Regions from separate parts of the Homo sapiens genome. Here region 1 is linked to region 2. A link is an interaction called in ENCODE POLR2A ChIA-PET data of the cell type or tissue named here. Cell type or tissue: GM12878. All regions are shown on one strand. Each heading gives the region's core, and the rest is flanking DNA. Links, peaks and the distances in the headings are about the cores only.

Region 1 (11,721 bases), core at 1,428-9,427, 120 kb after region 2:
AGGATACTCATCTGATATATAATCTGCAAATATTTTCTCCCATTCTGTGGGTTGTCTTCGCTCTCTTGACATTGTCTTTGATGCACAAAACTTTAAATTTTTGATGAAGTCCAATGTATCTGTTTTTCCTTTTGTTGTTTGTGCTTTTGGTATTACAGCTAAGAATCCATTACCAAGTCCAAGATTATGAAGATTTACCTATATACTTTCTTCTAAGAATTTATAGTTTTAGTAGTTATATTTAGGGCTTTGATCTCTTTTCAGTTAACCTTTGTATATGGTGTGAGGTGGGGAGGGGGTCCAACTTCATTCTTTTGCATGTTGAAAGCACCTTTTATTTTTTGAGAAAAAGTGGTGGCGTGTGCCACTACACCCGGCTAATTTTTGTATTTTTAGTAGAGACGGGGTTTCACTATGTTAGCCAGGCTGGTCTTGAACTCCTGACCTTGTGATCTGCCTGTCTCGGCCTCCCAAAGTGTTGGGATTACAGGCATGAGCCACGGTACCTGGCCTTTTTTTAAAGATGGAGTTTCAGCTGGGCATGTAATCCCAGCTCATGCCTGTAATCCCAGCACTTTGGGAGCCTGAGGCAGGTGGATCACTTGAGGTCAGGAGTTTGAGACCAGCCCGGCCAATGTGGTCAAACCCTCTCTCTACTAAAAATACAAAAACTAGTCGGGTGTGGTGGCGCATGCCTGTAGTCCCAGATACTTGGGCGCCTGAGGCCAGAGAATTGCTTGAATCTGGGAGGCAGAGGTTGCAGTGAGCTGAGATGGCGCGACTGCACTCCAGCCTGAGCAAGACTCCATCTCAAAAAAACAAAACAAAACAAAAAAGACAGAGTTTCACTCTGTTGTCCAGGCTGCAGGGCAGTGGCACAATTGCAGCTCACTGCAACCTCTGCCTCCTGGGATCATGTGATTCTCCTGCCTCAGCCTCCTGAGTAGCTGGGATTACAGGCGCCCACCACCACACCCAGCTAGTTTTTGTATTTTTAGTAGAGACGGGGTTTCACCATGTTGTCCAGGCTGGTCTCGAACTCCTGACCTCAAGTGATCCACCTGCCTCGGCCTCCCAAAGTGCTGGGATTACAGGCATGAGCCACTGTGCCCAGCCCCAGCCCCATTTTTTGAAGACAGTTTTTCTCATTGAATGGTTTGGCACCCTTGTTGGAAATCAATTGGCCACAGAAGCATAGTTTATTTCTGGACTCTTTCAATTCTATTCCACTGATGTATAATATATGTGTATCCTTATGCCAGTACCACACTGTCTTCTTTTTTTCTTTTTAAGAGACAGGGTTTCACTCTGTTGCCCAGGGCAAAGTACAGTGACACGATCATAGCTCACTGCAGCCTCAAACTACTGGGTTCAAGCTGTCTTCTCACCAGCACTGGGATTACACGCATGAGCCACTGCGACCAGCCAATGCTGTCTTGATCACTGTAGCTTTGCAGTATCTTTTTTACAAGATTATTTTGGCTATTTGGGGTTCCGAGCAATTCCATATAAATTTTAGGATCAGCTTTTCCATTTCTGCAAAAAAAAAAGGGCCAATGGGATTTAACTTTTTGACTTATGAAGCGTGGTAAATGAATTACCTGCTCATTTTAAAAAATTAATATGTTTTTTTAAAATCAGGAATTTGCTTGGCTTTCCTGAAGGTCACTCAAGGTATTACCCTGTCTCCAGGCTCTTTCTTCAATCTAGATTATCTTTGTGCAAAGTACAGAAAGTAGAAAATTTTTTTGCCAACACTGGCCTTTCTCCCCTTATCCCAGACCTGCAGAGAGTTCTTGTGGTCTAATCTTCATTCCTCTTGCTACCATGTCAACCAAGCAGAACTATTCTTCCTTGACTCTTTCACACACTCCCTCATCTGCTCCAGCTTTCTTTTCTTTAATTCCCAGTCACTGACCCTCTTCTCTTATTTAGAATCCAAGATTGTAAAAGCCGCCAAGTATGTCAGACTATTTATTCAACTTCTCCACTTTGCAGATGTGGAAACTAAAGCCCAGAGAGAAAGTCTGACTTGCCCCACAGCCAGTGAGTGACTGCAGCAGCACCAGAATCTGGTCTGTTTCCTGTTTGGCTCTTCTACCACTACGGCTTGGGATCTCGGTAAATAGAACTGGGTGCAGACTTTAGTGCTTTCAGGCTCAGTCCCCAAATCCTTTAGTAGGCCATTTTGCCCACCTTGGCCACATGAAGTCTGCACACAGGAAGGACAGATCTTCTCTGAGGCCCCTATTTTTTTTTTTTTTAAGACAGATTCTTGCTTTGTCACCCAGGCTGGTGTGCAGTGGTGTGATCTCGGCTCACTACAACCTCCGCCTCCCTGGTTCAAGCAATTCTCTTGCCTCAGCTTCCTGAGTAACTGGGATTACAGGTGCACGCCACCATGCCTGACTAATTTTTGTATTTTTAGTAGAGATGGGGTTTCGCCATGTTGACTAGGCTGGTTTCGAATTCCTGAGCTCAGGTGATCCACCCACCTTGGCTTCCTAAAGTGCTGAGATAACAGGCATGAGCCACCACGTCCGGAGGCCCCTACCTTTGCGTGATACCTGCTCCTTCCCATTATTTTGAAGAAACTGCTGAATCCACAGGGGAAGTGAAACTATGAGGGGAGATAAAGTGTTGGGGCAGAGTTTTGAGAGTGATAACCACAAGCTAAGTTTAGAGGACTGAGAGTTTGAGAGTCCTCCCTGAGGACCCACATGTCCCCCTTTATATCCTATTACAGGGCATGGTGGCTTTGCCAATGGTCCTTGTTTTGCTGCTGGTCCTGAGCAGAGGTGAGAGTGAATTGGACGCCAAGATCCCATCCACAGGGGATGCCACAGAATGGCGGAATCCTCACCTGTCCATGCTGGGGTCCTGCCAGCCAGCCCCCTCCTGCCAGAAGTGCATCCTCTCACACCCCAGCTGTGCATGGTGCAAGCAACTGGTAAAGATGGGCCTATGGTCTTTGAACCATGTGTATGTGTATGTGTATGTGTATATGTATGTGCAGCCTGGATATATGTGTGTGATTGTGTGGGCACATGTATGATTTTCTGGGAACACTCCACAGTCTCATGTGTGACTGAGTTTGTGCACATAGGACTCCTGTGTGTGGATATACGTGTGTGCATACACATGCATGCAAGTTTCTTGTGCACTTAGGATTATGTCTGTATCCATTTGCTTGTGTATATATGGAGAGAATTTGTGACCATGAATTGGGAGAAAGTATGTGCTTGTGGGAATTCATGCTTGTGTATAGGTAGAGGGAGCTGTTGTGTATGTAAACATGGGAGAAAGGTACTACCCAGTGCGGGCTGCCATAACAAAATACCATAAGCTGGGTGGTTTAAGCAACAGGAATTCATTTCTCCTAATGTTGGAAGCTGGGAAGTCCAAGATCAAAGTGCTGGCTGATTTGGTTCCTCAGTTAGGGCCCTCTTCCTTGCTTGCAGACTGGCTACCTTCTCGCTGTGTCCTCACATAGTGGGGATGGGGTTGGGGGATGGGGGTGGGAACTGCCTCTCTTCTTGTAAGCGCACTAATTCCATCATGAGGGTTCCACCCTTAGGCCCTCATCTAAGCCTAGGTACCTCCCAAAGGCTCCATCTCCAAATACCATCACATGGAGGGTTAGGGCTTCAACAGAGGATGGGGTGGGGGTGGGGAGGGGTAGGGGTGCAGAGTTCAGTCCATAGCAGCAAGTGTGTGGTTAGATTTCTAAGTCTGTGTTTTGGGTGGAGGCATTCTGTTCCTGGGTGTGTAGTAGCCTATGACTGGACAGGTAGAAAGGGAAGGGGTGGAAGCATATGGGCTTGAGGGGGACTGGAAAGGCTTGAGCTACCTAAGTGGCCAAGAAGGATGCTAGGGAGCAGGTGTCTCCCTGGCTCTTCAAACAAAGCTGTTGTTTGTTTATGCTTTAAAGAGACAGAACTCATGGAGCAGCAGAGCAGGAGGGGTGCCCAAGCTGGGATGGGGGCAGGTCTGCCTCTCTCAGTGTAAGATGGAGGGTTAGATCAGTGTGGGAGCCCAGATAAGAGATGGGGGCAAATTCACATGGAAGCAGAGCTACAGATGCTTAGAGGACCCAGGAGAAAGGCACACAGGGACCCAGGAGAAAGGCACACAGTGAATCTGACTGGACAAGAAGGGTAGATACTGAGTCTGCACAAGGCAGAGAGGCAGAGGTGCCAGGCTGGAGCTGGGGAGCTGGCGCTCTTGAGATGGTCAGGTCTGTGTCTGGCTTCTCCAGTCTCCTGACACCTAGGGCCAGCTGAGAAGCCGCTCTAACCATTTCCTTCCCCTGTGGCTTCCCAACCAGTCCCAGGGATACCAGACATATTGGTGGGGAGGACGCCTCCTCTTCTGTTCTTATCCTTTCCTTTCCAAGGAGCTGTGGGTCTTAGTCTGACCACCTTCCCATTTTGGTGTGAGCTTGCTGGGGAGGTTGGCCTAGGAGGCAAGGCCCCTGTTTTTTTGTGGTAGTGAAGTCTCTAAGATCTCAACAGGAAGTCTGTGACTCTATTGGGGAGGAGAGGGGTAGGTGGCTGGGGCAAGGGGGAGTTGAGATAGGGGAGGGGTGGGGGACTGCTATAGGAAGTGGGGCTCTGACAAGGAAGAAAGGACCAGAGTTCCACCGGTGGCGGTTCATGCCTGTAATCCCAGTACTTTGGGAGGCTGGGGCAGGAGGATTTCTTGGGGCCAGGAGTTCGAAACAAGACTGGGCAAAAAAGCAAGACCCTGTCTTTACAGTAGGAAAAAAAAAAAAGGCGTGGTGGTTCACGTCTGTAATCCCAGCACTTTGGGAGGCTGAGGTGGGCGCACTTGAGGTCAAAAGTTTGAGACCAGCCTGACCTATATGGGGAAATCCCGTCTCTACTAAAAATACAAAAAACCTGGGCGTGGTGGCACATGCCTGTAGTCCCAGCTACCGGGAGGCTGAGGTACGAGAATCACTTGAACCCGGGAGGTGGAGGTTGCAGTGAGCGGAGATAGCACCGCAGCACTCCAGCCTGGGTGACAGAGTGAGACTCCGTCTCAAAAACAAAACAAAACAACAAAAAAGACCGGAGTTCAAGGGTAGCTGTGGCGAGGAAGAGGGGAGGGAATCAGGGACTCAAGGAGTGGACTGGAGGTGGGGGCATTAGAGGTGGCCGGGTTTGCAGGGTGTTTTTGGGAGCGGGGCCCAGGGCCTATGCAGGACCGGGTCCCGACGCGCCTTTTCTTGCTGAGCAGAACTTCACCGCGTCGGGAGAGGCGGAGGCGCGGCGCTGCGCCCGACGAGAGGAGCTGCTGGCTCGAGGCTGCCCGCTGGAGGAGCTGGAGGAGCCCCGCGGCCAGCAGGAGGTGCTGCAGGACCAGCCGCTCAGCCAGGGCGCCCGCGGAGAGGGTGCCACCCAGCTGGCGCCGCAGCGGGTCCGGGTCACGCTGCGGCCTGGTGAGTTAGGGGAGGCGGGGCCAGGCCAGAGGTCTAGGCTGGCGTTCCAATGCGCTCTGCTGACCCGCCCGCCGCCCACCCCCTAGGGGAGCCCCAGCAGCTCCAGGTCCGCTTCCTTCGTGCTGAGGGATACCCGGTGGACCTGTACTACCTTATGGACCTGAGCTACTCCATGAAGGACGACCTGGAACGCGTGCGCCAGCTCGGGCACGCTCTGCTGGTCCGGCTGCAGGAAGTCACCCATTCTGTGCGCATTGGTGAGCCGAGCGCTGCCTCCCGCCCTGTTAGCCCTTGCCTATTCAACCACTGCCCTAGCCTCTGCCAACATCCTGGACTCACAAGGGCCCCAACTTGCCCTCCCAGTTGTTGACAGGCCTAGCCAGGCCACAGGTTCGTTCCTGCATCTCTCCCTAGACACCCATCTTCTAGGTCAGAGCTGGAGAGGACTCAAGAGACTATCCGTTTTACAGGCCTGAGACCCAGCGTCTGGAGAGACTGTGCTCAGGCACTCTCTGGGCCTGGACAGCTGCCCTGGGCCTACCAACCTGGAACCTGCCCTGATGCAAGTCTCCCTGGACAAGACCTAGATGCCACTGTCCCTGGCTCCACATTCTGTGCCAACTCTCCTCTATTCAAATTTCCTTCCTTTGCCTCATGCTGCTACCATATCCTATACCCGGGCCTTCTTCCGCCTTCTGGAAGTTCCCATTTGCCCAGGAAGTTGTGTCCTCCTCTTAATGTCTTCTACCTGCCACTTCCCTGAGCCAGTGGTCTCACTGCTTTGCTTGCCAGTTACCAGGTCCCTGCCCCCTAGGTGCACCCTCTCCCATCACCGTCCTCCCCACCCCACTTCCCATAGAGCGCTCTCATGGGTCCTCTGTTGCTGCCCTGCGACTTCTGGCACAACCTTCATTCCTCTCCTCTCCCAGGTTTTGGTTCCTTTGTGGACAAAACGGTGCTGCCCTTTGTGAGCACAGTACCCTCCAAACTGCGCCACCCCTGCCCCACCCGGCTGGAGCGCTGCCAGTCACCATTCAGCTTTCACCATGTGCTGTCCCTGACGGGGGACGCACAAGCCTTCGAGCGGGAGGTGGGGCGCCAGAGTGTGTCCGGCAATCTGGACTCGCCTGAAGGTGGCTTCGATGCCATTCTGCAGGCTGCACTCTGCCAGGTGAGGAGGTGGGGCGGGGATCTGAGCCTGGAGGTCTGTTTGGGAACAGGACTGCCCCTTATGGTTGTGTAGTGCACAGTTCTAGGGGGTGCCATTCATACCATAGTTGCTGTAGTTTGTATATTTAGCAATTACCTGGTGGGTTGGAGTAAAATATCTTGAGGAGGAGGCATGTTTTTCGAATTCACAAGTAAGCCTCCACTAGCAGCAGCCTTCTTTAGGGGGCTGGAGAGAGCAGGGAGAAGCAAGGTACTGGAGGCAAGGGGATGGACAAGCTGACTCAGAGTGAGGCTGGCCACATTCTTGGCTCACAGAGCTGGCTGGGGTGGCTCAAGGGCCATGCCCAGGTGCATAGCCTACCACCCCCACTGTAACTCAGGAGCAGATTGGCTGGAGAAATGTGTCCCGGCTGCTGGTGTTCACTTCAGACGACACATTCCATACAGCTGGGGACGGGAAGTTGGGCGGCATTTTCATGCCCAGTGATGGGCACTGCCACTTGGACAGCAATGGCCTCTACAGTCGCAGCACAGAGTTTGTGAGTCCCTATTGTCACCCTGCCTCTCCCCATTTCAGCCACACCTCTTTCCTTCCAGGACTCCCACTCCCAGCCTTACAGTCCTCACCAGTAACCACCCTGTAGACACCCTGCCATCTTCTCCAGCAGTTCCTCCTTTCAGCTGCCGAGACAGGACACCTTTGTCACCCCATTCCCTACCTCCTTCCTATTCCATAGCAAGCCTCCAGGGCTCCTCCAGCTGGTGGAACCTTGGTTCCTGGATTCCCTGGGCTGAGGGCACCTTGCATGTTGTGGGGGAAACCTGTGGGGCTCACCTTGTCCCTGCTCCCTGTCCCAGGACTACCCTTCTGTGGGTCAGGTAGCCCAGGCCCTCTCTGCAGCAAATATCCAGCCCATCTTTGCTGTCACCAGTGCCGCACTGCCTGTCTACCAGGTGAGAGCTGTCTACATGTCAGATCCCCCAGCCCCATCCCAACCTTTCTCAATTCCCCCAAAGATACATTCTCCGTCCCCCATATGCCCTCCTTCCAGACCTCCGGGAGCCCATTTTCCTAGAGCTGTGACCCACCATTTCCCTTAACTCCCCAAAACTCAGGAGCTGAGTAAACTGATTCCTAAGTCTGCAGTTGGGGAGCTGAGTGAGGACTCCAGCAACGTGGTACAGCTCATCATGGATGCTTATAATGTGAGGGGCCAGGGGAAGGGGAGATGGTGAGGGTGGGCACTAGGGAAAGGTGGAAAGGGGCCCTTGGGTGGGGTGGCAGAACTAAGAGGAAATGGTCACTTTTTGGTCTAACATTCCACAGCTCCTACCTATAGTCTGCATGTGGCTGTCATTAACTGTTCAATCTTACATTCATAAATCTTAAAACATCTGACATGCAGACAGCATGGAGCTCTGCTCTGGGCAAGAAAGGAAAGTTTCAATCACTGAGCTTTTATTTCATGCGCCCACCATCCTAGGTGTACATACTGTTTGCTACTTCATTTAACCCTGCCAAAAGCCTTGCTTCATAACTGTTACCATCCCTATTTTACAGATGAGGAAACCCACACAAGGAGGCTAAGTGACTTGTCCAAGGTCACAAAGATAACAAACAGAAGGGCTGGCATTTGTCCCCAGTCAGTCTGTACATAAACAATGTGAGATCTGGAGCCTGCTTTCACTAAGTTTATAAATAATTCAGAGCTATTCTTCACAAGAACCATAGAATTTTACAGGTAGAAGGAACCATAAAAATTCTTAGTGGTTTAGGTCTTACCTCTGCAACTAGGCTGTAGGCTTCTTGATAACAGGGAGCATCTCCTAAACCTATGGCAAGAAAATCTGAGACAGTATCAAATTTCCCAAGATAAACTCTGTAATGAATCTGCCCTTTAGACCTGGCATGCACCCAGGTTATGTGTCCTGATGTGGGGCTTCACAAACATGGTCTCTGTACATTTACAGCACCTGGCCAGCCTGTGACCCTCAGTGGCCCTTGCTGGCAGCTGCACTGAAATGCTGTATTAGAGGCCTCTGGATCCTGTATGTTCTATGCAAGGTTCTCACGGGTCCTCCCTCCAGAAATGCCTCGACTGGGCAGAATGGAAGGAGCCCCAGGTGGCAGAGGGCAGGGTGCTGGCAGAATTGGGAACACCTGGAGAGGACATAAGGTGGGGTTGGAGTCCTTTTCTGCCTTCACGTGGTTATCCACTCGCTCTCTTCCCATAGAGCCTGTCTTCCACCGTGACCCTTGAACACTCTTCACTCCCTCCTGGGGTCCACATTTCTTACGAATCCCAGTGTGAGGGTCCTGAGAAGAGGGAGGGTAAGGCTGAGGATCGAGGACAGTGCAACCACGTCCGAATCAACCAGACGGTGAGAGCCAGCAAGCACAGGCAGAAGGCGGGCAGGGGGAGGTGGGAGTGGGAAATTAAGCAGGCAGGAAAAGATGGGTGGCAGGTACAGGGAGTGACATGAGAGCCTGAGGTAGTCCTCCATCCATCCTTCCTGGAGCAGTCTGAGTGGCTTCCTCAGGCATGTTTCTAGGAGTTGGGTGTTAACATGACCCCATCCCTTCATTTACTAAGGGGTGAGGTTCTGGATGATTGGTGAGTTTGGGGTATGTGTGTGTGCATGTGTATAACCATGGCCTGATTCCTGCCTCTTCTCAGGTGACTTTCTGGGTTTCTCTCCAAGCCACCCACTGCCTCCCAGAGCCCCATCTCCTGAGGCTCCGGGCCCTTGGCTTCTCAGAGGAGCTGATTGTGGAGTTGCACACGCTGTGTGACTGTAATTGCAGTGACACCCAGCCCCAGGCTCCCCACTGCAGTGATGGCCAGGGACACCTACAATGTGGTGTATGCAGGTGAGGGCCTCCTCTTCCCTTCAACCACCTGGCTCCCAACAACCAACCAACCCTGGCCCGTATTCCTCCGCTGCTTTCCATCCCCCCCACAGGAGTCTCCTCGACATCCCGACTCCCCACTCAGTTTCATCCCTTGAAGCTTCCCATGTATGTCCAGGCCCTCCCCCTGACTGGGGCTCCCTCCACTCTCTCACCCCTCAGTGTTTCACTATACTTAACATCCTTTCAGCTGTTTGTCTGTCTCCAACTCTTTTGAGAACTTGGGTTTAGAGGTTCCTGGGAGAGACAAGTCAGGGGTGATCAAACCCTCTGACCTACTTCTCTCCTTTGCCTTCCCCTTCCAGCTGTGCCCCTGGCCGCCTAGGTCGGCTCTGTGAGTGCTCTGTGGCAGAGCTGTCCTCCCCAGACCTGGAATCTGGGTGCCGGGCTCCCAATGGCACAGGGCCCCTGTGCAGTGGAAAGGGTCACTGTCAATGTGGACGCTGCAGCTGCAGTGGACAGAGCTCTGGGCATCTGTGCGAGTGTGACGATGCCAGCTGTGAGCGACATGAGGGCATCCTCTGCGGAGGTACCTGGAGCCTTGGGGAGAAGGGCGGGGTCTGAGAGGCCTTCCCAAGGCACTTAGGCTCTGGGAATCTCCTGGCATGGAAGGCAAATATCAAAAGATTCCGGTGTATGGGTTAGAGGGTGTGGTTGGCATACTTCAAAAAGATTGGATGCGTGGGCTTGTCGTGCCACATGATGGCCAACTGTGTGTGTGGAGTATGGTTGTCACCCTCTGCATGGCTCTACCCCAGGCTTTGGTCGCTGCCAATGTGGAGTATGTCACTGTCATGCCAACCGCACGGGCAGAGCATGCGAATGCAGTGGGGACATGGACAGTTGCATCAGTCCCGAGGGAGGGCTCTGCAGTGGGCATGGACGCTGCAAATGCAACCGCTGCCAGTGCTTGGACGGCTACTATGGTGCTCTATGCGACCAATGCCCAGGCTGCAAGACACCATGCGAGAGACACCGGTGAGGCCTCAGGTCTTGCATCTTGGGAGCAGGGGCACAGTGGGGCTTGTTGAGCTACTCCCATCTGCCTACTCTCCGTCCTGCTTGTAGTTGGGCAAGGGGCATTGGGTGACAACTGCCCAGCTGGTAACCTATTGGCATCTACTACACAGGGACTGTGCAGAGTGTGGGGCCTTCAGGACTGGCCCACTGGCCACCAACTGCAGTACAGCTTGTGCCCATACCAATGTGACCCTGGCCTTGGCCCCTATCTTGGATGATGGCTGGTGCAAAGAGCGGACCCTGGACAACCAGCTGTTCTTCTTCTTGGTGGAGGATGACGCCAGAGGCACGGTCGTGCTCAGAGTGAGACCCCAAGAAAGTAAGTGGGCAGGGATGCCACAAACCCTGGAAGTTTGATGGGCAGGGTCTCAACTCTGGGGATGCAGAGTGAAGATAATGGGAAACAGGCTGGGGGCTGAAGCAGAACTGTGAATCCAGGACAAAGGCAGAGGCAATTGAGCAAGTGGACGAGGCTAAGGCCCTGGGCGGTGAGGATAACCTTGGACCTCCCTGGGTTCCCTTTGCTTTCAGTGACAGACAGGGTTGGACAGGCTGGACACACTGTGAGCAACTGATGATCTGTCCCTATGCTCCAGCTCCCACAAGTGTGTCTGGTTTCTTGTTCACAGAGGGAGCAGACCACACGCAGGCCATTGTGCTGGGCTGCGTAGGGGGCATCGTGGCAGTGGGGCTGGGGCTGGTCCTGGCTTACCGGCTCTCGGTGGAAATCTATGACCGCCGGGAATACAGTCGCTTTGAGAAGGAGCAGCAACAACTCAACTGGAAGCAGGTGAGGAGACTTCCTGGTTAGGCCCCTTTTTAGCTGTTCCCCCACCACAAGACCAGCCCTGATTCCTCCCACTGGGTTCCCCCAGCCCCTGGCACATGTAACCAACCCCTCTGCTAACTTCCATCAGCTCCTAGGATTCGGCTCAAGGCTGGCCTCTTAGGTCTAGAAAGGGGACGAGGAATCCTGGGATTTTTGCTTATAATCTGCAACATCTTTCTCCAGGACAGTAATCCTCTCTACAAAAGTGCCATCACGACCACCATCAATCCTCGCTTTCAAGAGGCAGACAGTCCCACTCTCTGAAGGAGGGAGGGACACTTACCCAAGGCTCTTCTCCTTGGAGGACAGTGGGAACTGGAGGGTGAGAGGAAGGGTGGGTCTGTAAGA
Region 2 (11,092 bases), core at 2,290-10,289:
AGGAGGCAGTGTGACAGGGGCAGGGTCACAGAGTCTGGCGGAGTGGAAACAGCTTGGCCCCGGCAGGAGGCTAGAAGGGCTGGAATCTGTTTTAGGACTGGGATTGGAGTATAACGGGGGAACGGTTAAGGAGCTGTGGAGGAGGCCTAGAGGGAATGGAGAGAATGAGGGAGAATCTAGGGAGTGTGAGGATGCGGGAGAACTATCTAAAAGTTGGGGACAGTATCTGGGGAGGATCAGAAGGATACAACATGGAACTTTTTTCCATGGTGTTCCTGGGAAGGACAAGGAAGGGAAACTGACATTTATTGAGCGTTTGCTATGTAAGAAAGAGGCTGAGTCAGGTGTTTTCTAAAAATGTCATATGGTTTCATAATCACAGCAACCCTATGAAATATTATTCTAGTTGCACAGATACGGGAGCTAAGACTTGTTTCCCATTCTCACAAGTGTTAGCTTTGTGGAAATGGGAAACAGACCTCTGGAATCTCTTATACTTAGCCCAGCGGTGGGTTGGAGATGGCACGGAATTAAAGATTTGGGAAGAGACTGAATCACCGTCACACTCCTCACTTTTGTGCTATAGTGGATCAATCTTCCTGTCCTACAACTGACAAAGGATCCCCTAAAGACCCCTGGAAGGCTGGACCATGGCACAAGAACTGCCTTCATCCATCACCGGGAGCAAGTGTGGAAGAGATGCATCAACATTTGGTGAGGCATGGCAAAGGGTTTCCTGGGTCACAGTCTGCAGATCCTGGAAAATGAGTCAACACCCCTTTACCTTGGGGTGTTCTTCAAAAGACTTTTATTCAGGCTGTCTCCACGAGAGCTGTATATCCTAAATCATATGAAATTTTTAGTCCTTATTATAGAACTCAAATGCTCAATAAATGTCAGGTTCCCTTCCTTGCCCTTCCCAGGAACACTATGGAAAAAGTACTTCCATTTCATCTCTAGTAACTTGCCTTGCTTTCTGGCTTGATTAGGTGAACCTGCTCCCTGCCCCCACCTCATGGCATTACCACTTCTGAGCTTTTACCTGAAGCTCAGCAAGATCAGATATAAGGTTGCACTGAATAATCTCCTACATAGGTCATCCACTTTGCACTTGTAGGAGTGGAGCTACACTACCTGGTTTCATTTTCTTTTTTTTTTTTGAGATGGAGTTTCACTCTTGTTGCCCAGGCTGGAGTGCAGTGGCGTGCTCAGCTCACTGCAACTTCCACCTCCCAGGTTCAAGCGATTCTTCTGCCTCAGTCTCCCGAGTAGCTAGGATTACAGGCATGTGCCACCACGCCCAGCTAATTTTGTATTTTTAGTAGAGACAGGGTTTCTCCATGTTGGTCAGGCTGGTCTTGAACTTCCGACCTCAGATGATGTGCCCGCCTTGGCCTCCCAAAGTGCTGGGATTACAGGCGTGAGCCACCGCGCCCGGCTCATTTTCTTTTTCTTTTTTTTTTTTTTTTTTTTTTTGAGACGGAGTCTTGCTGTGTTGCCAGGCTGGAGTGCAGAGGTGCGATCTCGGCTCACTGCAGCCTCCGCCTCTCTGGTTCAAGCAGTTCCCCTGCCTCAGCCTCCCGAGTAGCTGGTACTATAGGCATGTGCCACCACGCCCAGCTAACTTTTTGTATTTTAGTAGAGATGAGATTTCACCATGTTGGCCAGGGTGGTCTGGCCTCCTGACCTCAGGCCTGCCTTGGCCTCCCAAAGTGCTGAGATTACAGCTACTGCACCTGGACCTATTAATGGCACATATTAATTCCTTTAAGGGTTATTTATGCCAGGCACAGTGACTCACGCCTATAATCCCAGCGCTTTGGTAGGCTGAGGCCAGCAGATTGCTTGAGCTTAGTAGTTTGAGACTAGCCTGGGGAACATGGCGAAACCATGTTCTTTTCTCTACAAGAAAAGTACAAAAATTAGCTGGGTATGGTGGCATGCACCTTTATTCCCAGCTACTTGGGAGGCTTATGTATAGGAGGATCACTTGAGCCTGGGAGGTGGAGGTTGTAGTGAGCCAAGATTGTGCCAGTGCAGTGGCACTGAGTGAGACCTTGTCTCAAAAAAAAAAAAAGGGTTACTTAATATTTTTATTAATACCATTACCATTTGTAGGATAAATTCCTAGAAATTAAGTTGCTGGCTCAGAGGGTATGTTCATCTGTAATTTTGTGAGCTGTTCCAAATAGCCCTCTGTCAAAATGGTACATGTATATGGTCCCACCAGCAGTGTATGGGAGTGCCTGTTTTCCAACACATGTGCTGTCAAGCTTTGATCTTTGGTACTTCAGTACAGTTTAATGGGCATGCCTGTGTGTGTGAAGTTGAATATCAGTTTGTTGAAAAGCCATTCATTCCCAGGCTCCTTGTCTCCTACTTCTGTGGCTGCTGCTTCTCAGGGTTTTTGGTGGCTCCTCTTCCTGATGTCCCTTAAATGTTGGTGTTCTTGGGGCTAGATTTCCAGTTGATGCATCAGACCTGGTGTTCACGTGTTTGCCAAATTATCCTGCTTGAATATTTCGCAGACTTCATATATTCAGCATGCTCAAATCCAGTCTCTTTATTTCTCTCTCCAAATCTGCTTCTCTGGATGGTTCACTTTAAGGAATGATCATATTACTCATTCAGGAAAAAGTGGTTTGAGTATAGGTTCTGGGGTAGATAGATGGTTGAATCCTGACTGCTACTTTCTACTTAGATTACCTTGTTCATATTAATTAGCCTCTTCACACCTTTGTTCTCTCATCTAAAAATGCAGTGATAGTCTGGGCGCGGAAGCTCATGCCTGTAATCCCAGCACTTTGGGAGGCCAAGGCGGGTGTATCACTTGAGGTCAGGAGTTCGAGACCAGCCTGGCCAATGTGGTGAAACTCCGTGTGTAATCCTAATTACTCAGGAGGCTGAGGTGCAAGAATTGCTTGCACCCAGGAGGTAGAGGTTGCAGTGAGCCGAGTTCACACCACTGCACTCCAGCCTGGGTGACAGAGTGAGACTCCGTCTTAACACACACACACACACACACACACACACGCACACACACACACACACACACTGAAACCCCATCTCTACAAAAAATTTAAAAATTAGCTGGGCATGATGGTGTGCACCCGTAGTCTCAGCTCCTCGGGAGGCCGAGGCAAGAATACCTGAGCTCAGGAGATTGAGGCTGCAGCGAGCCGTGATGGTGATATTGCACTCCAGCCTGGGTCACAGAGCAAGACCCTGTCTCAATAAAATAAAAATAAATGCAGTGATAACAATACCTATCTTGTAGGATTGTCATAATGGCTTGATTAGTTAATGTGAGGCACCTAGTCCAGAGCTGGCACATTGTAAGCATATTAGCTGATGTAATTATTACCTAGGTGTTTCTGTTGTATTGCTCTTTCCTTTACTAATGTCTGATTAGTCTTCACATCTTGTTTATGCTAATTCCTAAATCTCTCAAATCTGTCTCTTTTTCTTCATCCCCACCAGTTCAGGCCACTTTCACCTTTTTCCTAGGTTCCTGAAGTAGATTCTTTTTTTTTTTTTGAGACAGAGTCTCACTTTGTCACCCAGGCTGGAGTGCAGTGGCGTGATCTCAGCTCGCTGCAACCTCCGCCTCCTGGGTTCAAGCAATTCTTCTGCCTCAGCCTCTGAGTAGCTGGGACTACAGGTGCACACCACCACGCCTGGTTAATTTTTGTTTTGTTTTATTTTTTTGGTTTTTTTTTTTTGAGACGGAGTCTCGCTCTGTTGCCCAGGCTGGAGTGCAGTGGCACGATCTCGGCTCACTGCAAGCTTCGCCTCCCGAGTTCACTCCATTCTCGTGCCTCAGCCTCCCGAGTAGCTGGGACTACAGGCGCCCACCACCACACCTGGCTAATTTTTTGTATTTTTAGTAGAGATGGGGTTTCACCGTGTTAGCCAGGATGGTCTTGATCTCTTGACCTTGTGATCCGCCCGCCTCAGCCTCCCAAAGTGCTGGGATTACAGGTGTGAGCCACCGCACCTGGCCAATTTTTGTATTTTTAATAGAGATGAGGTTTCACCATCTTGACCAGGCTGGTCTCGAACTCCTGACCTCGTGATCCACCTGCCTTGGCCTCCCAGCGTGCTGGGATTACAGGTGTGAGCCACCGCACCCGGCCCTGAAGTAGATTCTTAACTGATTTATTTTTCTCTATTATTATTATTATTTTTTGAGACAGCATCTTGCTCTGTTGCCCAGTGTGGAGTGCAGTGGCGCAAACATGGAACACGGCTCACTGCATTGTCAGCCCCCAGGGCTCAAGTGATGCTCCTTCCTCAGCCTCCCAAGTAGCTGGGACTACAGGCATGTGCCACCACACCTGCCTAAGTTTTGTATTTTTTTTTGTAGAGACAGCATTTCCCTATGTTGCCTAGGCTGGTCTCAAGCTCTTGAGCTCAGGCGATCCACCTGCCTTGGCCTCCCAAAGTGCTAGGGTTGAGCCACTGCACCTGGACTTTTTCTATTTTTTCTCTTCTTTTTTTTTTTTTTTTTTTTTGTCTGAGATGGAGTCTTGCTCTGTTGCCCAGGCTGGAGTGTGGTGGCACGATGTTGGCTCACTGCAATCGCCACCTCCCGGGTTCAGGCGATTCTCCTGCCTCAGCCTATGGAGTAGCTGGGATTATAGGCATGGACCACCACACCTGGCTAATTTTCATATTTTTCAACATGTTTCACCATGTTGGCCAGGATGGTCTTGATCTCCTGACCTCGTGATCCGCCCACCTTGGCCTCCCAAAGTGCTGTGATTACAGGTGTGAGCCACCGCGCCTGGCCTTTTCTATTCTTTTTTTTTTTTCTTCTTTTTTGAGGCAGAGTCTCACTCTGTCGCCCAGGCTGGAGTGCAGTGGCACAATCTCGGCTTACTGCAGCCTCCGCTTCCTGGGTTCAAGTGATTCTCCTGCCCTGCCTCAGCCTCCTGAGTAGCTGGGACTACAGGTACGCACCACCACACCTGGCTAATTTCTGCATTTTTAGTAGAGACGGGGTTTTACCATGTTGGCCAGGATGGTCTCAGTTTCCTGACCTCGTGATCCACCCACCTCAGCCTCCCAAAGTGCTGGGATTATAGGCGTGAGCCACCACAGCCAGCCTGGCCTTTTCTATTCTTATCACTCTCTAATCTGCAGCCAGACTGCTCTTTCTAAAATGCTGCTGTGTGATCTGTTTATTCTTCTCCTTAGAACCCTTCCATGGCTTTCCATTCATTGTCTTAGAGCAAGTCCCAACTCCTTAACCTGCTCACAAAGCCCCAAAAGTCCTCTGAGCCTTGGTTGTCTCATCCGTAAATGGGTAGAATCTCGTTCAGATTTGTGAGATATGTAAATGAAAGGACAGCCCGTAGAGTGCCTGGTACATAGTTGGCACTCATTAAATGTGAGTGCCCATATTTTTAATACATGTATATTGAATGAATGAAACTGGTAGAGAGGGACAGAGGGGATCAGAGTAAGCTGACCCACATTTTCCTCCCTTATCAGGCGTGATGTGGGCCTTTTTGGGGTGCTAAATGAAATTGCAAACTCAGAAGAAGAGGGTAAGTATTTTTCCCTCCAGCCTTCCCTAGTTTTGTGGTTATCTCCTCTCCATATTCTTGAACTCACCCCCGACACCTGTTGGCTCAGCCTCTTTTAGCCCTATTTTTCCTGTCCTCTCCTCTACCTACCCAAATAACCCAGAGTGGGTGTCCAGAGTGGGTGTCCAGAGTGTGGTGTTGAGAGCACTTACTGGGCAGAAGGACCTGGGGAGTGCCTGTCCTTCCTTGTCTTTCACCTAGAAGGTACCTGGTAAGAGGCCTGTGAATGGTTTAATCAGAGCTGCTTCCTCAACCCTACAGTGTTTGAGTGGGTGAAGACGGCATCCGGCTGGGCCCTGGCACTCTGTCGATGGGCCTCTTCCCTCCATGGGTCCCTGTTCCCCCATCTGTCTGTAAGTTTGGCTTCCTCCCCAGCCCTCTGCATTTGCTGTGTCCCCATCCTACTCTGCCCTCATTCCTATCCTTGCAGGTCAGGGTTGGGTGTGATGACTTCAGAGGGTAGGAGTGGTCCAGCTCCCCTGTTGGAATATTGAGGAGATGGACTCCTTTTGCCCCAGTGTGTCCTGTGTCTATCTTGTTCTTACAGCTCAGGAGCGAAGATCTGATCGCTGAATTTGCCCAAGTCACAAATTGGTGAGTGCACAAGCCCTGGAGCTTTGTGGAAAGGAAGTCCTGAACCTCAAAACTCCCTTTGGGGAGAAGGCAAAGACTCCTACTCCTTTTCTGATTGCTCACCATATTCTCATTCCTCCTGTTCCCCCAAAAAAGAATACAAGAAAAAGTAGGAAAAAACCATGTCCTTACTGGAAATGAATGTGAGCTTCTGGGCTAGGGTAGGGATAGGTGCAGGAACTCTTCATGTTAACCCCTTCCTTAGGTCCAGCTGCTGCTTGCGTGTCTTTGCATGGCACCCCCACACCAACAAGTTTGCAGTGGCCCTGCTAGATGACTCAGTCCGTGTGTATAATGCCAGCAGGTGTGTGTGGGGACACCAGGTGGGCTCTGACTTGTCAATATCACCTTCCCTTGCCAGCCTTGGTTCCGGGGAGTCCTGTAGTTCTTGAACCTGATTCATGGGGCTCCTTCCAGAACTGGGGTCAGGGAAGCTCCATAACTGGATGCGTGCTTCTTCTAGACCTAACCTTTATCCCCTCCTGTCCTATGGTGCCCCTGGCCCCTGGATGGATCATCCTTCTTCTCTGTGGCTTTCCCTCCTTAACTGCACTCTGGTCCCTGGAGCCTTAGTGTTCCTGCCTTGACTCAGTTTCCTGCCCCTTCACCCTAGCACCATAGTCCCCTCCCTGAAGCACCGGCTGCAGCGAAATGTGGCGTCTCTGGCCTGGAAGCCCCTTAGTGCCTCTGTCTTGGCTGTGGCCTGCCAGAGCTGCATTCTTATCTGGACCCTGGACCCTACCTCCTTGTCTACCCGGTAAGTCCTAGTAGCCTGCCTTACCTTGGCCTGAGAGTTGTGCAATGCTAGGCATGGTGGGTGGTGAGGACGTCTGAAAGGAGAAGTTCTTTGTCCTCACAGCACTTCCCAGGGCTATGGGAAAAGCAGAAGTAAGATCAAGGTGGGTTGCTGAGAATACTCTAATCTGGAGAAAGAGAACTAGGGGCTTTTTGGATTGTGGGGACAATGTGTCTGTGGGTTACGGGGTGGAAAGACTCTTTCAGAGGACTATACACTTCCTTTACACTTAAAGGAAGTGTAAAGAAAATTAGTACTAATAAGATCAGAAACTAATAAAATTAGAAAAAGAATACCTGTGAAAACTAACTAAAAATAAAACCAGAAACTGGTTCTTTAAATTATGACTAAGCTGGGTGCGGTGGCTCATGCCTGTAATTCCAACACTTTGGGATGTGGAGGCGGTTGGATCACCTGAGGTCAGGAGTTCGAGACCAGCCTGGCCAACATAGCAAAACCTTGTCTCTACTAAAAATATGAAAATTAGCTGGGCATGGTGGTACACACCTGTAGTCCCAGCTACTCGGGAAGCTGAGGCAGGAGAATCGCTTGAATCTGGGAGGCGGAGGTTGCAGTGAGCCAAGATCATGCCACTGTACTCCAGCCTGGGCAACAGAGCGAGACTCTGTCTCAAAAAAAAAAAAAAATTATGAATAAAGGCTGGGAACAGTGGCTCACACCTGTAATCCCAGCATTTTGGGAGGCCAAGGCGTGAGGATCACCTGAGGTCAGGAGTTTGAGACCAGCCTGGCCAACATGGTAAAACCCGTCTCTGCTAAAAATACAAAAATTAGGCCAGGCGCAGTGGCTCATGCCTGTAATCTCAGCACTTTGGGAGACCAAGGTGGGTGGATTTCTTGAGGCCAGGAGTTCGAAACCAGCCTGGCCAACATGGCGAAACCCCATCTCTACTAAAAATACAAAAAAATTAGCTGGACGTGGTGGTGCGTGCCTGTGATCCCAGCTACTTGGGAGGCTGAGACACAAGAATCACTTGAACCCGGGAAGCGGAGGTTGCAGTGAGTTGACATCATGCCACTACAGCTGTACTCTGGTCTGGGCAACAGAGTGAGACCCTGTCTCAAAAAAAAAAAAAAAAAAAAGGCCAGGCGCGGTGGCTCACGCCTGTAATCCCAGCACTTTGGGAGGCTGAGGCGGGTGGATCATGAGGTCAGGAGATAGAGACCATCCTGGCTAACACGGTGAAACCCCATCTTTACTAAAAATACAAAAAATCAGCTGGGCGTGGTGGTGCTCGCCTGTAGTCTCAGCTACTTGGCAGGCTGAGGCAGGAGAGTCACTTGAACCTGGGAGGCGGAGGTTGCAGTGAACTGAGATCACGCCACTGTACTCCAGCCTGGGCAACAAAGCAAGACTCTGTCTCAAAAAAAAAAAATATATATATATATACACACACACACACATATATGTTTTATATATATACACATATATATACACGTATATATATATATACGTGTATGTATACGTGTATATACGTATATATATGAATAAAGAAGAAAACCTCTTGGTTAGCCTAATTAAGGAGAAAAAGAAAACCAAAGTATACTATTTTCAGAAGTGGAAAGATATAGATACGGGAGAAAATAGAAGAATTATAAAAGAATATTGTGGACTTGTTTAGGCCAACAGATTTGAAAATCTGAAGGAAATGTTTGATTTCTTTTTTTTTTTTGAGAAGGAGTTTCACTCCTGTTGCCCAGGCTGGAGTGCAGTGGCACGATCTCGACTCACTGCAACCTCAGCCTCCCGGGTTCAAGTGATTCTTCTGCCTCAGCCTCCCAAGTAGCTGGGACTACAGGCACGCACTAGCTAATTTTTGTATTTTTAGTAGAGATAGGGTTTCACCATATTGGCCAGGCTGGTCTTGAACTCCTGACCTTGTGATCCGCCCGCCTTGGCTTCCCAAAGTGCTGGGATTATAGAAGTGAGCCACCGTGCCCTGTGGAAATGTTTGATTTTCTAGCAAAATATAAGTTACCAAAGTGGATTGTAGAAGAAAATAATGAGATTTTTTTTTTTTGAGATGGAGTTCCACTTTTGTTGCCCAGGCTGGATGGAGTGCAGTGGTGCAATCTCGGCTCACTGCAACCTCTGCCTCCCGGGTTCAAGTGATTCTCCTCTTGACTTCGTGATCCGCCCGCCTCAGCATCCCAGAGTGCTGGGATTACAGGCGTGAGCCACCATGCCCGGCCTGTCCTCCCTTTTTTTTGTTGCAGGATCTTCCTGATTTATTTTTATAAAGCTAATGTAACCCTGATACCTAAACCTTGACAATAGGTACTATAAGAAAAAAACACGTGATCACAGATTTTTTTTGGGGGGGGATGGAATCTCACTCTGTCGCCCAGGCTGGAGTGCAGTGGCGCCATCTCAGCTCACTGCAACAACCTCTGCCTCCTGGGTTCAAGCGATTCTCCTGCCTCAGCCTCCCAAGTAGCTGGGACTACAGGTGCGTGCCACCACACCGGCTAATTTTTTATTTTTAGTAGAGACAGGGGTTTCACCATATTGGCCAGGCTGGTCTCAAACTCTTGACCTCAGGTGATCCGCCTGCCTCGGCCTCCCGAAGTGCTGAGATTACAGGCATGAGCCGCTGCAACTGGCCTGTTTTTTGGTTTTTTTAGAGATGGGGTTTCATTATGTTGCCCAGGCTGGAATACAGTGGCTATTCACAGACTCAATCATTGCACACTACAGCCTTGAACACCTGGGCTCAAGTGAGCCCCTTGCCAAGTAGCTGGGACTATAGGTGCGTACACCACGCCTGGAAGGTTGTTGGTTTTTTTTGTTTCTACTAAAAATACAAAAATTAGCTGGGTGTGGTGGCGTGCGCCTATAATCCCAGCTACTCAGGAGGCTGAGGCAGGAGAATTCACTTGAACCCAGGAGGTGGACGTTTCAGTGAGCTGAGATAATGCCATTGTACTCTAGCCTGGGTGACAAGAGCGGAACTCGATTTAAAAAAATTTTTTTAAATAAATGAACAAAAAACAAGGCCAGGCGTGATGGCTCATGCGTGTAATTCCAGCACTTTCGGAGGCTGAGGCAGATGGATCGCTTGAGCCTAGGAGTTTGAGACTAGCTTGGTCAACATAGATGCTGTCTATACAAAAAATAAAAATAAAAAAACTAGCTGGGCGTGGGGTGTACGCCTGTAGTCCTAGCTACTTTAGAGGCTGAGGCAGGAGCCTCAGGACTTTGAGGCTGCAGTGTGCTATGACTGTGTCACTGCACTCCATCCTGGAGTGTGAACCACCATGCCTGGCCCAGGAAATATTTTTTACAGCATTATGTATAATAAAAAATTACAAACAAGTCAAATGTCCATTTGTAGAGGCATGACTCAATAAATTATAGTTCATCTATTGAGTGGTATACAATGGAGCCACTGAAAAGAATGAGATGAATCTGAACCCACCTGCAAAGGCAGCTGTGATTTATCATAAAGTTCAAGAGAATTAAATTGTACATCCATGACTAAGACTTCACTGGAGCTGAAGGTGGTTATAGTTAGGTGGAAAGAGAGGTGGCATTAATTCAGGTAGTAGCCTTCGTCTGTCAGGCCAGGCACATGGCTCTGGAAATACACAGCTGCAGACACATGGCAGGTGCCCTCAGGTAGTTCCCTGCTGGTGATGGAGGCCGAGCCACATGCTGCATCTTTTTTTTTTTTTTTTTTGAGACGGAGTCTCGCTCTGTCGCCAGGCTGGAGTGCAGTGGTGCAATCTCGGCTCACTGCAACCTCCGCCTCCCGGGTTCAAGCAATTCTCCTGCCTCAGCCTCCCAAGTAGCTGGGACTACAGGCGAACACCACCACGCCCAGCTAATTTTTTTGTACTTTTAGTAGAGACGGGGTTTCACCATGTTGGCCAGAATGGTCTCGATCTCTTGACCTCGTGATCCGCCCACCTCGGCCTCCCAAAGTGCTGGGATTACAGGCGTGAGCCACTGCGCCCAGCCTGCAGCATCTTTATGATAAGGAGCAAACGCGGGAGCTGCAGAGTTGGGAGGTACTTTGATAAGGCAAGGCAGGAGGGCTGTTTGGGAGCAC

The links. ChIA-PET counts read pairs that join two places held together with the same protein. Peaks named below come from ENCODE experiments on the same cell type or tissue, not always from the same donor. Only the 100,000 strongest peaks of a DNase experiment are listed, where the experiment ranks them.
Region 1: POLR2A ChIA-PET joins it to region 2 with 5 read pairs; 20 of 35 experiments call an interaction of 5 or more read pairs at or near these places.

Annotation. Positions count from the first base shown.
Region 1 is chr12:53,191,472-53,203,192 of GRCh38, reverse strand. ZNF740 (zinc finger protein 740) reads right to left here. Exons shown (of 7, transcript NM_001004304.4): 7 at 8,051-11,721. It overlaps ITGB7 (integrin subunit beta 7), which reads left to right. Exons shown (of 16, transcript NM_000889.3): 2 at 1,999-2,121; 3 at 2,747-2,950; 4 at 5,242-5,443; 5 at 5,530-5,700; 6 at 6,373-6,614; 7 at 6,994-7,152; 8 at 7,472-7,567; 9 at 7,730-7,819; 10 at 8,849-8,995; 11 at 9,292-9,485; 12 at 9,830-10,053; 13 at 10,283-10,502; 14 at 10,655-10,863; 15 at 11,174-11,334; 1 more. The coding sequence starts at 2,750. The coding sequence ends at 11,637. Among named protein-coding and RNA genes, the nearest start is that of ITGB7, 9.9 kb to the left of the region's middle. RefSeq lists an enhancer at 2,333-2,562. In GM12878, for the core only: no CTCF peak of the experiment used is centred there; a DNase peak (open chromatin) is centred at 2,522; H3K4me3 peaks cover 2,754 bases; H3K27ac peaks cover 3,132 bases.
Region 2 is chr12:53,310,187-53,321,278 of GRCh38, reverse strand. AAAS (aladin WD repeat nucleoporin) reads left to right here. Exons shown (of 16, transcript NM_015665.6): 2 at 587-714; 3 at 5,497-5,552; 4 at 5,853-5,944; 5 at 6,139-6,185; 6 at 6,430-6,528; 7 at 6,838-6,981. Among named protein-coding and RNA genes, the nearest start is that of AAAS, 5.9 kb to the left of the region's middle. RefSeq lists an enhancer at 1,041-1,130. In GM12878, for the core only: no CTCF peak of the experiment used is centred there; a DNase peak (open chromatin) is centred at 7,108; H3K27ac peaks cover 201 bases.